Linked DNA regions of Homo sapiens: region 2 is linked to region 1. The links are chromatin contacts, found by Hi-C in ENCODE. All regions are on one chromosome and are shown on one strand. Each heading gives the region's core, a stretch centred on a gene start or an enhancer-like site at or near the end of the contact. The rest is flanking DNA. Distances are from core to core; before and after follow the strand shown. Region 1 has its middle 110 kb from the start of LINC02460. Region 2 holds the start of HSPB8 (heat shock protein family B (small) member 8).

Region 1 (5,131 bases), core at 1,405-3,904:
ATCCGCCCGCCTCCCAAAGTGCTGGGATTACAGGCATGAGCCACCGCGTCAGGCCCAGGGTTGGGATCCTAATGAGCTTTTAGGCTGACTAAATAAATAATAATAAGCCTATGATTTATTGAGCTACTTATTTGGTGCTGCTTCTCTCTGTTAATCTGTACGACAACTCTGATTCAATGCCTGGCCCCTGGAAAGTCACCCTGTAGGTGTGCAAGGACTCTCTTCCCTCGGGTGGGGGCCTCCTTTGTTTTAGAGCAGTGGAGTCCTCACACCTGCCTGCCTGTTAGGTTCACACAGGGAACTTGACAAAGGTAATGATGCCAGGCCCCACACCAGTTTCTGATTCCATTACTCTGGGATGGGAGCCCTGCATGGGGAGTTTTTAAAAGCACCCTGGATGATTCGAGGTTTTGCAGGCAAAGTTGAGAACCTTGGCTTAGAGAGGTTTTACACCCCTCCAGGTGTGATTCTCAATCTTGGCTGCAGGCTGCATGTTAGAATCATCTGGGAACTTGGAGATTCTGAGCCATTGGTTTGAGAGGGGAGTTGAGTATCGGTCTTATTCACTGAGCTAATTAATGCCTGTTGGACCTTACTAGGTGCCAGGCAGTACATTAACTCATTGAATCCTGGACTGACCAAATCATTCTGGTTTGCTAGGGATTTTCTGCCCAAAGACTTTAGGTCAGGTGTGGGCACACCTGGATGGTTGGTCACCCTACTGAATCCCTCCCTAAACTTACATTTCATCTTGACCTCACTTGCTTATTTCATGACATATCTCTGAGAAAAGTTCTACTGTTAAGCCTGTGTTGTTGGCTGGGCTCAGTGGCTCGTGCCTGTAATCCTAGTGCTCTGGGAGGCTGAAGGGGGAGGATTGCTTGAGGCCAGGAGTTTGAGGCTGCAGGGAGCTATGATTGCGCCACTGCACTCCAGCCTGGGTGACAGTGTGAGACCCTGTCTCAAAGCAAAACAAAACAAAAACCAACAAAAACCCCAAACCCATGTTGCAGATGAAGAACTGAGGCACCCAGAGTATTGGTCTCACAGTTAGTAAAGGGTGGTTGCAAGAGACTTCCATAACCAGGATTTCATTTCCTATTAGGGCAATCTGCAAGATGAGGAGGAGTTTTTTTTTTTTTTGGTCCCCATTTTACAGGGAGAGTGAGGTTCAGGGAGTTTGATGACTTCCCATGGTCAGTCGCCACTGTACTAGATGGGAAATCTGATCTTCTGACTCCCAGCTCATGGCATGACTTCTGTTAGGCTGCTTGGGAGGATAAAAGATTGTCCCCTTGCAGAGGCTTGAGGGTCATGGGCTTTGACGTGCTTTGCATCCATCGGCAGAGCTTGGGCCTCCCGGCTTTCCCTCCTTCAAGAGCTGAGAGCCTTACTGCGACCCTTTCCTCCTGGGGGATGTGGGGGTTGTGTGTTAGAAAAGGCCAGGATGACTATTAGCAGTCAGGTGCTGTTCATTTAGAACATCTGCCCTTGGGTCCCCAAGGCAGCTCCATCGAAGACATATACTAAGGCATTGTCAGATTCCATAAACAGCTTCTTGCCCTCGGGGGAGCGATCTGGACAGGGCTGATCAGGCTGGTGAAATGTCATCGGAGGTGCAGAGTCACAGGGGACATGTGGGTAGGCGTGCACAAAGGATTCTTTTAGCATAATCTGGTGTTTTGGGGATAGGTGTGGGGAGAGAAATAGGTGGCCTGGTTTCTCAACTCAAGGCAGCTGGATTTCAATTTTTTTTTTTTTTTTAACTCCAGTAAAGTGACCAGCTGGGTGCTCCAGAGAGAAGGGAGGAGCCCTCTTTGCCCTGGAGCAGTTCTATGGCGTGCTGAAAGATTTGCATATTTGAAACATCAGTGCAGGGACTCTTATTGCACAGGAGCTGACTTTAGGAGGTACAAGGACAAACTTTAAAAATGTGAATCATTCTTTAGTTATATGAATACAACGAGGAAAACAACATTATAACTATGCACTGAAATAGAAGTTCCATGAGGGTAGGGATTTCTTTTATCTATTTTGTTCACTACTATAAAGCTTACGCTAGGACAGCACTTGGCACATAGTAGGTGCCCAACAAATAAATGAATGAATGTCACAGCACATGTGTGGTTTTACCAGATGATGGAATTTGAGCTGAGATTTGTAAGGATGAACAGGATTAATTTAGGAAGAAATAAGTGAGATTAGAGGGGAGTGGAGAGGAGAAGATCCAGGTGGGGAATGCAGCCTACACAAAGGCTAAGAGGTAGGATAAACAAGGCCCATGCAGTATCAGCTAACATCTACTGTGAGCTGATCCTAGTGCCTTACTACCACACTGCTAAGCACTTTCATGTATTAACTAATTAAAGCCTCATATTAACCCTTGTTACATCTTCCCTTTACAGATGGGGAAACTGAAGCCCAGAGTGGTGAAGTACCTTGCTCAAGGACAGGCTGTACCCCTGACTTGGCTCTTTCTCAGTCCTACAAGGCTGTAGGGTCTAAGGCTCATATTGGGGGGCTGGGGCAGGTGGAGTGTGTGTCCCAGCCTGCCCAAAACCCACTGCTGCCTCAGCTTGGGTGGCAAAGGCCTGGTGTCCCTTCTGCTCTCCGGCCCACAGGAGCCCGCAGGAGCCTGATTTAACCCAGAAGCTGTTTTCACAGGTTTCCATTTTTAGCTCTCTGGACTGGAACGCAATGTTCAATGCACTGTAAACCTCCATGTCAGTTTGATTATACGAGAGGCGTGTGTGGGCTCCTGCTCTCTCGTTTCCATGTCTAATAATAACCCTCTGGATTCTCTTGCCTCTTTTCTTCCAAGGCCCTCAAAGCATTTCATATGCAACGTCCCATTTAAGCTTCCAGTTCCCCAGGGAGGCAGCTGGTGGCTATTATGTAGAAGGGTTTCCGGGACTATTCAGTTCTCTTCAAATGGAAAAGGTTAGAGTCACCTCTGTCTTAAACATGAGAAAAGCGGAGTCACGAGAGAGTGGAGAGATGTATTAAAGAGAGCTGGTGTTTCATGAATGCCTACTATGTGCATCTTATCTTACCCACCCTGGGACATGCAGCTGTGAATTGTCTTTTTTTTTTTTTTTGTAATATTTATTTATTTATTTATTTTTATGGCTGAGAAAGAATGCCCAGAGGGACTGACTTATTCAAGGTCACATAGCTCATAACTGATGAACTGTGGATTTGACCCTGGATTCACTGCCAAGGTCTTTGGTTTTTCTTTTGTATCATTAAATGAGATGTTCTAGAAATAGGTGCAGAGTGAGACCTTCATTCTCTTGGTTCCTAGGCCAAGCCAGCCCTTGTTCCTTTCCTTAGATCTTGACATGAGAAATTTACATGAGAAAATTACAAGGCCAGGTGTGGTGGTTCACGCCTGTAATCCCAACACTTTGGGAGGCCAAGGTGGGTGGATCACCTGAGGTCAGGAGTTCTAGACCAGCCTGGCCAACATGGTGAAACCCCATCTCTACAAAAATACAAAAATTAGTCAGGCACGATGGCAGGTGCCTGTAATCCCAGCTACTTGGGAGACTGTGGCAGGAGAATCTCTTGAACTCAGAAGGTGGAGGTTGCAGTGAGCCGAGATTGTGCCATTGCACTCCAGCCTTGGTGACAGAGTGAGAATCCGTCAAAAAAAAAAAAAAAAAAGATCTTTACAGGAGAAAATTACAGACTGAAAGGATTATTTCTCATCTGTCAATCATTAGTCATCTCTCACCTTTTAAAAACTATTGAAAGTAAGAAACTACTTGCTTGCTTTCCTTTCATCCCTATTATTCATTCATTCATTCATTCATTCATTCATTTGGCAAGTATTTACTGCTTCCTCTTTTGTGCTAGGTACTGTGGGCATGCCTGGGATGAAGACAATGTCCCACTCAGAGTTTATTTTGTCCAGGGCGCTGCTAAAGCCCCTGAAACAAGTGCCTTCACCTCTTTGATCCCCAGTGTCCTTATCTGTAGAATGGGGATAATAATGGTTCCTATTTCATAGGATCATTGTGAGCTAAGGATGTGTGGGCAGCAAAAATATTTCAGAGTGAAGGAATAGATCAACCTCCAGAGCAGAGGTGAAAGCAGTGAGAGCAGAGATGGGGAGATGTTTTTGGGCAGGATATGCCTAGTTCAATGTTTTGGGATAGGCTTAGGAAGGTGATGCTCTCCACTGTTAAGCTGACCAACTGGTGGACAATATCCATGTCTCACAGACTGACTGTCTTGGGGAGGTTGGAGAGTTGAGTTGATTCAAATCAAAAAGCATTGGTTGAGCACTTACTTGGTGTAGAGAGGCTGTGGAGACAGACATACCTGCATTTCAGTCCTAGCTCTATGACAACTGTGTGACGGAACAGCTGTTGCACCTCTCTGGACCTCAGTTTTTGCTTCTGTAAATGGGAAATAAAAACATCTTCAGGTTCTTGTGAGGATTAGAAATGATATATAGAAAGCACTTAGCACAGTGCCTGGCACGTGCTGGTGCCCAGTCAATGGATGTTATTGCTATGCTGTATGCGGTACTGACTGAGATTCTGAAGTATTAAAAAGCCTTGAAATGGAAGGGTTAGGTCTTCAGGTATAGCTGGATGCAGGTGCTCATATGATGTCATAACGTCATCTCTATATACCTCTCAGCTCTGCTTTCATTCATATTGGCTTCATTCCCAGGATGATGTTCTTCTCCTGGTGGCAAGATGGTCCTCAGCAGCTCAAGACTCAGATACTACCCACTAACCCAATGGAACAAGATATTTTTCCCTCTAGTTATAGAGACATTCAAAGACTTGAGTCCCCTTGGACCAACTTGGGTCTTGTGCCCATCCTTGAACCAATCACTGAGGTCAAGGGTGGACAAAACAAATCGACCAGATCTGGGTGTGTCCATCCCTCAAGCTGAAGGATGGGATTATCAGCTTTAAACAAACCATAGGGACTAGGAGTGGGAGGGGGCAGTTTCTCCAAAGGAAAGACAAAATCTTCTTCTAGGTTCTGTTACTAGAAGAAAGGGAATGGTGCTGGACAGGTGTGTTAGGCTGGGTCCTTCCAGAGGCAGACTAGAGATGAGGATTTTTGTCCAAGTAATTTATTTATTAAGAAATACAGGCCAGGCATAGTG
Region 2 (5,131 bases), core at 1,176-3,675, 640 kb after region 1:
CCGCCCAGCTGTAATTACAGAGAGAGCTGAAGCTTCTGTGCCCAGCCATGACGTCAGCCCGAAGCTTCCAGCCTGATGAGCTCACCCTACATCCAGTGGGGGCCCAGTCACTCGGGACATGTCATGCCGTGGGGTCCCCACCATTCTTTCTCAGCTGGGGAGGAGGGCAGGGGTCTCTGTCTGTCGGTTAAGCACAGATCCGGGATTCAGAACAACCCAGGTTCCCACCCAGGCTCTGCCACTCCATATCTGTGTGCAAGGGTCAAACCTCTGTGCCTCTGTTTTTTCACCTGCAAAATGGGGGTGATGATAATAGTGACGTTTAACTATCGAGTCAGGATTTAACTCAGTAATGTCTGAAATGTACTAACTCTAAAAGCAGACGCACAGGAGGCAATGGGCGACAGTGATTGTTTTTCTCCGTATTATTATTTTTAGCAAACTGCCTCATGCACTCACTGTTTAATATCAAAACAATTTCTCAACCTATGACTCACTGAATTCCTTAATATCCTCAGTTTACCCTCATCTCGTGAAGAAGGCAGGGCTGAGACCCGAAAGCCCACACAGGGAAAACGACATGCCTAAAATTTTCTGCCTGTTGCGGACAGATCAAAGATTAGAACCCAAGCCGAAGAGGCCTCCAAGCCAAAGGAGGATTTGTAAATTCATTCTTCCAGCTGCATGGGAAGAGCAGGAAAGTCTAGATTTGGGGCTTTGAGTTTCAGACCAGACCTCCTGCCTGAGTGTAACATCTTTCAATAATTATCAGTATTAACAGTCATAATAATAATAGAAGCTACTATTCATGAACACTTCTATGGTAGTTTTCTCATCTGTAAAATGGGATAATACTGGTACTCTTACCTCACAGGATTGCTGGTGAGGGTTAAATGAATTCATATTTATAAAGCCCATAGAGCAGGGCCTGGCATATAGCAAACATTATGTAATTGATAACTCAAAATTGAAAATACAAGGAGAAAGAGAATTACCTCATGTATTCTTCATGGTACATCTGTGAGTTGGCTACTGTTATGTCCGTTTATAAGGAGGAAAACTAACAACCTGGAGGTGCCTGGGAATAATGTTACTGCCTATAAAGATGCTTTGATTGACCAAACATTAATCGGATTTCTGAATCTTCTCCTAAGCCCATCAGTGAGGTTCCTTATAAAAATTCAGTTTTGGGCCAGGCGAGGTGGCTCACGTCTGTAATCCCAGCACTTTGGGAGGTGGAGGCAGGTGGATCATGAGGTCAGGAGTTCAAGACCAGCCTGGCCAAGATGGTGAAATCCAACTCTACTAAAAAATACAAAAATTAGCCGGGCACGATGGCGGGTGCCTATAATCCCAGCTACTCGGGAGTCTGAGGCAGAAGAATCGCTTGAACCTGGAAGGCGGAGGTTGCAGTGAGCGGAGATGGCGCAACTGCGCTCTAGCCTGGGGGACAGAGTGAGACTCTGTCTCAAAAAAAAAAAAGAAAAGAAAGAAAGAAAAATTCAGTTTTGGCATGAACTCTGCTAAGTCTGTTTAGTAGCAACCACCCATCTTCGATTTCTGATCACCCTCGATATCTGATTAGTTTCCTCATCCTCCGCGGTCCCCCAGGTGATGTCTGAGCACCCTGGCCTGTCTTCAGCAAGAATCCTCTTAGGTTAGCTGAGCCCGAATCCCTCTGACTCCTGGACTTCCCTCCTAGTAAATTTCCATTCGCTGACCCCCCACCTGCTTCTTGGCTACAAATTCACACTTACCCATGACCTACTGGGAATCAAGTCTAATCTTTCTCCCTCACTGCAAAATCCCATTGCAGGGGTCCCTACATCTATGGAGAAAGTTTCCCTGCCCAGTAAAGTCTTGCTTGTCATACTTTAACAAGCGTCATATGAATATATATATACACATTAAAAAAATTTTTTTTTTCCTTTACCAATCTCCCCAGAGGGCATTGAGGCTCTAGGAGCTTGGCCATCTTGTAAGTGGGGATTGCAACCCAGGGCCATCCTTCAAATCCACTGGGCTCCTGTCTCTCTCTTCCCTTTCTGCAGGTCCCCAGGGGAAAGGCAGGATACGACACGCTCTAGGGAAGGTATTTCCAGAGGGTGACCTGAGCCCTCAGCCAGGCTCGGGGTTATTAATAGCCAGGCCTTAGTGCCCCGCTCGGGGAGGGCGGCTCCAGCTCCTGGAGCAAGAGGAGGGCGGAGCTGAGCGGAGTGGCCAGGGGAGGAGAGAGTGTCCGGAGAGGCCGGCTGAACTTGGACGCGGCCCCTCCCAGCTCCCCCCACAGCCCAGCTGTTCCCTCCGCGGATTCTCCGGGGCTGGTTCATCACCTCCGAATATTCCTGTGACAGGAGACGCTTGCAAAACCCGCCTCCAGCCTCCAGCAGCAAATAAATAGAAGGCTTGCAGCCCAGAAGGAGCCAGAAGAAGTTTCTAGGCGCGCGTGCCCTGGGTTTATTAAGCTCCTGGCTCCGCTCTAGACCTCAGCGGTTCTGGCTGCCAGCCTGGGCAGCCTGGGAAGCCTGGGAGGACGGTGGCTTGCCGGTCTGTCGTGAGGCAGTGCGGACGGGGACCCTCTGGGATTCTGCTGGATCTGCCCCGGGGGTTACCTTTGGGGGCTGGGACCCCAGTCGAGGGGACACAACCGTCCCTGGCAGTGGTTGGTTCTGCTTCTCCCTGCAGAAAAGCAGCATTTTCGGAAGCTGAAGAATAAGCTAGCCCAGCCACACCACCTTGTTGTGTGACCTTGGGCAGGTGGTTCTGTCTCTCTGAGCCTCTGTTTCTCTCTGAGCTGAGCAGCCACCATGGCTGACGGTCAGATGCCCTTCTCCTGCCACTACCCAAGCCGCCTGCGCCGAGACCCCTTCCGGGACTCTCCCCTCTCCTCTCGCCTGCTGGATGATGGCTTTGGCATGGACCCCTTCCCAGACGACTTGACAGCCTCTTGGCCCGACTGGGCTCTGCCTCGTCTCTCCTCCGCCTGGCCAGGCACCCTAAGGTCGGGCATGGTGCCCCGGGGCCCCACTGCCACCGCCAGGTTTGGGGTGCCTGCCGAGGGCAGGACCCCCCCACCCTTCCCTGGGGAGCCCTGGAAAGTGTGTGTGAATGTGCACAGCTTCAAGCCAGAGGAGTTGATGGTGAAGACCAAAGATGGATACGTGGAGGTGTCTGGTAAGTCAGGGGCAGGAGGGAGAGAGAATGGGGAGGCCGGGATGTAGCCCTCAGCCCTGGGAATAGCCAGAGAAAGTTTCCTGGGAGCTGACGTTGGGACAGTGTGACACAGGTGACCTCAGGGCTCAGGAATGCAGCCTGCAAAGTTATCTTTACGGAAAACTTCTCTCCCGGCTCCCAGCAGAGATCTTAACCTGCCTGACTCAGCTATTGGGGCCTCTGGGTGCTCATCAATCATGGTACAGACAGGAAAATAGAAACCATGTTGGATATTTTGACAGAGGGCATTTAATATAAAGAATAGGTTAAGCAGATATCAAAGAATTAAAAAACAAAGAAGAAACGGGATTTTGTGCACTCCAGCATCATAACAGAGTCTAGAAGTGCACGTTAAGGCTGAACAATGATAGTGTTAATAACCGCAACTGGTTTCCGGTGAAACACCTCTCCTTGTCCCAGACAGGGAAACTGAGGCTTACCAGTAATTGTAGTAACACTAACTGGTAACTCTGAGTGCTAACTATTCGCTCAGCACTTTGCTAACTGCTGTTGCCTATAATATCTCAGCTAATACCACAACCAGAGGAGGTGGGTACTGTTTATCTTCTTTTTTCAGATGAGGAAACTGAGGCACGGAGAGATTAAAGTAACTTGTTCAAGGCCACCAAGGAGTCAGACCCAGGTTGTCTGGGAATTAGGAGGCCAGAAAGAAGAAGTGATGATTTACTGAGCACCTACTAGGTGCCAAGGGTGGGCTGACATTCTTATACTTCTCCAAAATCATCCTCAGTCCACTCCAGGGTAGCAGGGTAGGCCCATCTTGCAGCTGAGGAGGCTGAGGCCTAGGTGGGACTCGTTCACAGTCATGCCATGAGTCAGCAATAGGAGTGGAGTAGGGACTGGGCCTATGCACAGCTTTAGGCCCAGGGCTCTCACTGCCGCATCCCACCCTGGGAGAAATAAACATACTAGGGGGAAAAATGAGAGAAGACAGGAAGCTCAGCCCCTGTGAAGCTGGGCAGTAGAAAAATCTTTCTTTTCCTTCCCTCCTGATTAACACTCCATTAAAAAGAATGTGTTCCCGGCAGAGGCTTGCCTTCCAGAAAATCAGTCAAAGCCATTGCAAACACAGGCTGGGCAGGAACAAGCCCCAGCAGCATTCAGGGGGAGTTTCAAGCCAGTCCTGGTAGAATTATAAACATCAGAGGCTCCAGCGGGTGTGGTGGGCTGGGAGACACGCTGGGGCCACGTGCTGATGACAGGGTCAGCCAGATTTCTGAGTTGGCTGGGGAGCAGGGCATGAGTTCCGAAACTGGCTCCAACTTTAACCAGCAGGATGTGCAAATTACTTCACTTTGTGCTTCTGTTTTGTTTCCTCATCTGGAAATTAGGGTTCAAATGGTTATACCATAAGGATTGTTGTTTTAAGTGAGGTGATGCTGTAAAATGTGTACATACCTGTGAACCCAGAAAATCTGAGACAGATCTCAGTTCATTTAGGAAGTTTATTTTGCCGAGGTTGAGGACACTCCCATGACACAGCCTCAGGAAGTCCTCCTGTCACATGCCCAAGGTGGTCTGGGCACAGCTTAATTTTATACATTTTAGAGAGACATGAGACATCAATCAATATATGTAAGAAGTACATTGGTTCGATCTAGAAATGCAGGACAACTTGAAGCAGGGAGGGGTTTTCCAGGTCACAGGTAGGTGAGAGACAAATGGTCGCATTCTTTTGAGTTTCTGATTAGCCTTTCCAAAGGAGACAAACAGATAATGCATCTATGTCAGTGAGCAGAGGGCTGCCTTTGAATAGAATGGGGGGTAGGTTGGCCCTAAACAGTTCCCAGCTTGACTTTTCCCTTTAGCTTAGTGATTTGGGGGCCCCAAGATTTATTTTCCTTTCACATTCTATGACCTGGAACACAAGGAATTAGTATTATTATTGTCGTCGTTA

What was found. A loop is a pair of places that touch in the nucleus more often than their neighbours do. Pooled maps may share reads with other maps.
Region 2: a map of gastrocnemius medialis shows a loop between it and region 1 (4-fold over the local background). The contact joins the promoter of HSPB8 here to the enhancer-like site in region 1. A Hi-C loop is called at or near these places in 2 of 168 maps with a recorded cell type or tissue (gastrocnemius medialis and heart left ventricle) and 6 of 50 pooled maps.

What each region holds. Positions count from the first base shown.
Region 1 is chr12:118,534,932-118,540,062 of GRCh38, forward strand. No RefSeq gene overlaps it. Among named protein-coding and RNA genes, the nearest start is that of LINC02460, 110 kb to the right of the region's middle. Within about 2 kb of position 2,655, at least 9 of the 41 ENCODE cell types and tissues checked have a DNase peak (open chromatin) inside an H3K27ac peak, as active enhancers do; they include gastrocnemius medialis, where a contact is called at or near this core.
Region 2 is chr12:119,176,506-119,181,636 of GRCh38, forward strand. HSPB8 (heat shock protein family B (small) member 8) reads left to right here and starts at 2,426. Exons shown (of 3, transcript NM_014365.3): 1 at 2,426-3,174. The coding sequence starts at 2,808. It overlaps HSPB8-AS1 (HSPB8 antisense RNA 1), which reads right to left. Exons shown (of 3, transcript XR_007063482.1): 3 at 4,662-5,131. RefSeq lists enhancers at 1-849, 2,029-2,778.